Linked DNA regions of Homo sapiens: region 1 is linked to region 2. A link is an interaction called in ENCODE POLR2A ChIA-PET data of the cell type or tissue named here. Cell type or tissue: IMR-90. All regions are shown on one strand. Region 1 overlaps BMF (Bcl2 modifying factor). Region 2 holds the start of THBS1-IT1 (THBS1 intronic transcript 1).

Region 1 (2,500 bases), 510 kb after region 2:
GAGAAGAGCAAGAGCACCTAGCTGAGTATCACATGAGGCAGAGCGGGTTGGGGCAGCAAATGTGTGCTTCCTTGTACCCTTGTTTTCCGGAATGTGATTGCTGGGCAGCAGGTATGGGGCGATTGGACCATGGTTCCAGAATCCATCAAATCTGTATGACGCCTAGCTCAGCAAATTACGGTGTGACTTGGACATGTTACCTCACTTCTCTGAGCCTCAGTTTCCTATAACACAGTGGCAATGGAGTCTAAAAGTCCAAGGTTGCTGTGGTGATTACGTAAGAAAAATATACATGAAGCACTGGGCCTGGGGGCTGCAAGGAGCAGGCTCCTCCTTCCCTGGGGAGCACAAGGAAAACCTGGGACTCACTGGCTTTGCAGAGCACGTCTCTCAATATGCTCTGCAACAGGGCCGGCCTGGGGAGCACCATCTTCCCGGCAGACTCACGAAATCCCTGGGAGATCCCTGACTTTCTGCTTTGAGACTGCCCACAGCAGCCACAGGCCATGGGGCTCAGGATTCTAGGCTGCCAGGGTAAGCCAAGGATTCTGAAACCCAGAGGGCAACCCCTTGGACCCAGTGGGCCCACTGCCTCAGACTGCTTCTGACCCAGAGGCCCGAGGAACGAGCAACGTGGCAAAACGGAAAAGGAAAAAAAAGACTCCTTGCCAAGAGCTTCCTCAGCCCAGCCAGCAGTGTTAACAGGACATTGAAGCCACCATGGCCACGCCCATTGCTTCTCTAAGGAAAAAAGAGCAGTCCGAAGCCAGCCAGCTCTCAGTGGAAGATGGCAAGGCTTCCTCTAACGCAACTGGAAGACACTGGCTCCAGCCACTGGGGGTTGAGGGGTACGGTTCGGGGACAGAGCTGTGCTGCACCATCCATGTCCCCAGACCCTTGTTTTGCACCTCCACAGCCTGGAGGGAGGAACTACTGAGACCCTTACTCAGTTTCCTTCAAGCTGAGAACAGCTCCATCAAACTACTGGGCAACTTCTTCAGAGCTCAGAAGGGCACAATGGTGTGTGCCCTGGTTAAAGAAGGGAGAGGGAGGGGGTTCGGGGGACAAGCCTGTTGTGTGTATTATGCTATGCAAAATAACCCCAGGTTCTGACACTCGACTTGGGGTCTTTTCAGCTGACTGTTCATGTCCTGTCCAGGACCAGGTCAAGGCAAACCAGGCAAGGAGGAAGGATGGAACCCTCCCCTTCACACACGGACTGATTGTGTGCTCTGGTCATGGAACATGACCTCTTGGCTGCCAGACATGGATCAAAAGGCAAACCAGTCATTTTTCTTTAACCTTCTTTCTTTGTGTCTCCCTTAGTCCCCTCCTCCCATCACCCACTTTCCAAAAAAAAAAGCCAATTTCCATCCCATGGCAGGCCTTGGTGGGGAGGGAATGAACTCTCCGGAACTACAAGGCCCTTCTCCTGGAAGAGAGAGCAGTCAGGTGCAGAGTGTGTGGGGAACTCAGCCTCTAGTCTGCCACGCTGATGACTCAGAAGCTAAATATAGCGAGCGATATAAACAGAGCCAGCCACAGAGCAAACACAGGGCCCCCAGCCCCGGCGCTGGCTCTCACGCACTCTGGCTCTCCGCAGTCCCTCCCCCAGCCTCATTCTTCCCCTGGCACTGTCCTAGGTGGGCCTCCCACTCCTGGGACAGAGGCTGGCTTCCTAGGGACCCATCTCACTCTATAGCAAACCTCTGGGGCCCCTGCCCGGGGCTGTCCCATCTAGACGCTGAGCAACCTAGTTAGCCAGCTTAAGTTCCAGAAAACCACTCACTAATAACTAGAGAATCCCAAAGTGTCAGGAAGCAATCAGGGGCTCCCTGAACAAAGGATCCAGTCTGCTAGGCAGAGAAGCTGCTAGTTAATAAACCATGCAAACACCAACTCGGGTACAACTTCCAAAAGAGCTCCCCAAATTACAAAGTCAGGTCCAAGCAAAATCCTAAAGTCATCTTTTAACATATTTCTAAAAGTACTCAACTGTCCCTGACTTAATAGTTATTTGTATCACAACTCCTAAAGGCCCTTCACATCAACTAGGCAAGGTAAGTATTAGAAACCAAGACTAAGCCGGGTGCAGTGGCTCACACCTGTAATCCCAGCACTTTGGGAGGCCGAGATGGGCGGATCGCCTGAGGTCGCGAGTTCAAGACAAGCCTGACCGACATGGAGAAACCCCGTCTCTACTAAAAATACAAAAATTAGCCAGGCATGGTGGTGCATGCCTGTAATTCCAGCTACTCAGGAGGCTGAGGCAGGACAATCACTTGAACCCGGAGGCAGAGGTTGCAGTGAGCCGAGATCGCACCACTGTACTCCAGCTTGGCAAGAAGAACGAAACGCTGTCTCACCAAAAAAAAAAAAAAAAAAAAAAGGCTTGGAGAGATTACATGATTTGCCCACGAACACATAACTTATAAGTGGCAGAGCTGGGATTTTAACAGATCTGCCTACAAGTCTAGGATCCTTTTTGTGATATTACAGC
Region 2 (2,500 bases):
CTCCATCATGCTTCCATTCAGTTTCTTGCTGCAGCAGCTGGTTAACTGACAGCTTATCTGCTGTACAGAGCCAAAACTCCATTATGAGTACATCGTAATTACCCATCTGGATTGCAGTAATGGCAGTGAAGATCTTGGTATAGCTCATTAATTCTGATTTTTTGCTTTGAGGAAAAGAGATGAAGACGTGGCAGCAACAGCTCTAAGTTGACTGCTTTTAGAATTTGACCTTAGTGGCACAGAGTTAAGAAAAATCTGCTCACCAGAGATATTGACAGGCTTACTGTGTAAGCATTGGCCTGATCGGGCCTGGAAGTTTTGCCCCTTTCATCTGTAGGGATAAGAGGGCCTAAGAGAATAGCAGCAATCTGAGCTCTAGAGCACCAAAAGAAATAAGGCACGATATCGTTCCATGGCACGTTATCCCTGGCTTTTGTTACCAGTAAAATGAATGACTTTGCTGAGACAATACTTAGTGTAGCAGGTACAAGTTATAAAAGTGATTCATTACAACTAAGATAAGGAAGAAAACAGGAAAACAGCACTTGCCCTTCACACACACAGAAACACACATGCACACACACACAAACACACCCTTGTCACAGCTCAGAATAACCAATTCCATCCAGGGATCATATTAGCGATATTGGCACTGTAATGGTCGTTTTTACATTTATTTTCTGTTCCGCATTCACTTAACATGTGCGTTAAAAGGAACAAAGCTAGCTGGAGGTAGCAAAGTTTTGAACTTGAATCAGGGATTGCTAAGAAAACTTACAACTAATGACCACAGAAAGTAAGTTCTTTGTCTTCTGTCTGATACAGCTAGATGTGATTGTAGCCGTGGTGCCTGGGCAGATGGTAAACAAACATGCTGTCCTCTTATGACAATATGTGCAGAGAAGGCCCCAAACGCTGGGGTGAGAGGAACAACAAACTGACTAACTCACGGCCGAGTTGGAGCCAGAACCAACAACAGCTCGGCTGCCTTCACACTCATCTGTCAAACACATGGTGTATGGCTCCCCTGACAGAAATGACTCCTATAAGCTTCCTCATACTCGCGCATTCTTGGAAGTCTGAGACTGGAAATGCCTACCCAGATATGTTAAGTCAGTAAAGGAAAACTCATTTGCAATGCTGAGAGGAGAAAGAAAATCAATGAATAGGAGAGCATACACTGTGGGAAGGCTCAGCTGTACTGAGCCAGGCAAAGCATCCGATTACCCCACTGCTGTACACATCATGACCTGGGATAAACCCCTGGGCCGTTGGCCTAAGAAATATGTTGCTTTTCATCCTGTATAACTGCAACTTTGTGCCGGCTCATATTATGTTCTAGAGAGCTCATGTACACCATGGTGACCATAGTTAATAATACTGGATTGTATGCTTAAAATTTGCTAAGAGAGTAGATCTTAAGTCATCACCAAAAAAAGTAACTGTAAGATGATGGAGATGTGTTAATTAGCTTGACGGTGGTAATCACAATATATGTGTATATCAAAACATCACATTATACACCTTAAATGTATATAATATTTGTCAATTATACCTCAGTAAAGCCAAAAAGAAATAAATATATTGCTTTTCACCCTCTGGCAAGTGGAGGGCCCTGAACAGAGCCCTCTAAAGAACAGCTTGTCCTAATCATCACGTACCTGATGAACCTCTGTTTCCCCTGCAGCCAGCGACTCTGCGGACGATGGCTGGTCTCCATGGTCCGAGTGGACCTCCTGTTCTACGAGCTGTGGCAATGGAATTCAGCAGCGCGGCCGCTCCTGCGATAGCCTCAACAACCGATGTGAGGGCTCCTCGGTCCAGACACGGACCTGCCACATTCAGGAGTGTGACAAGAGATGTAAGCATCTTAGCCTCTCAGGGACGTGGAGAACTGACCTGTCCTTGTTGTCGTCACCAAGGGCAGCTCCACAGCATGTATATTAAGAACACGGGTTCTAGGATCTCTGGATCCCAATCCCACTGCTTAGCTGTGCACCCTTGAACACAACTTACCCTCTCTGAGGCTCTTTCCTCATTTGCAACTTGGAGATAATAATAGTTCTTGATAAGTTTATCTTGAGCATTTTATTTAGATACTGCATGTAAAGCAGTTAGCACTGAGTTTTGGTTTATGGTAAGCACCCTGTAAATGTTAGGATATTAACAGCAACCCATAAAAACAGCGAACTTATCCGTTCTCTGGTAGAAAACATTCCATGTTGACATTTGGGCATGTGGCCAGGAGCCAATTTCTACCGTACACTGGGTTTAGTTGCCATTGACCATTTCCTGGAAATACTTCTGCGTGCTCCTGATGGGAGCCTCTATTTGGCTGTCTCTAAGCCAAAACCATTTGTGACCATCAACTCTGTACTTTAGTTAAACAGGATGGTGGCTGGAGCCACTGGTCCCCGTGGTCATCTTGTTCTGTGACATGTGGTGATGGTGTGATCACAAGGATCCGGCTCTGCAACTCTCCCAGCCCCCAGATGAACGG

Evidence for each region. Peaks named below come from ENCODE experiments on the same cell type or tissue, not always from the same donor. Only the 100,000 strongest peaks of a DNase experiment are listed, where the experiment ranks them.
Region 1: POLR2A ChIA-PET joins it to region 2 with 12 read pairs; 2 of 35 experiments call an interaction of 5 or more read pairs at or near these places.

The regions. Positions count from the first base shown.
Region 1 is chr15:40,097,414-40,099,913 of GRCh38, forward strand. All of the region lies in intron 4 of BMF (Bcl2 modifying factor), which reads right to left. Among named protein-coding and RNA genes, the nearest start is that of BMF, 10 kb to the right of the region's middle. RefSeq lists enhancers at 13-526, 1,173-1,742 and a silencer at 723-772. In IMR-90, no CTCF peak of the experiment used is centred here; a DNase peak (open chromatin) is centred at 1,498; H3K27ac peaks cover 2,376 bases.
Region 2 is chr15:39,585,660-39,588,159 of GRCh38, forward strand. It overlaps THBS1 (thrombospondin 1), which reads left to right. Exons shown (of 22, transcript NM_003246.4): 8 at 1,688-1,861; 9 at 2,383-2,500. It overlaps THBS1-IT1 (THBS1 intronic transcript 1), which reads left to right and starts at 467. Exons shown (of 1, transcript NR_186398.1): 1 at 467-1,594. In IMR-90, no CTCF peak of the experiment used is centred here; a DNase peak (open chromatin) is centred at 992; H3K4me3 peaks cover 110 bases; H3K27ac peaks cover 206 bases.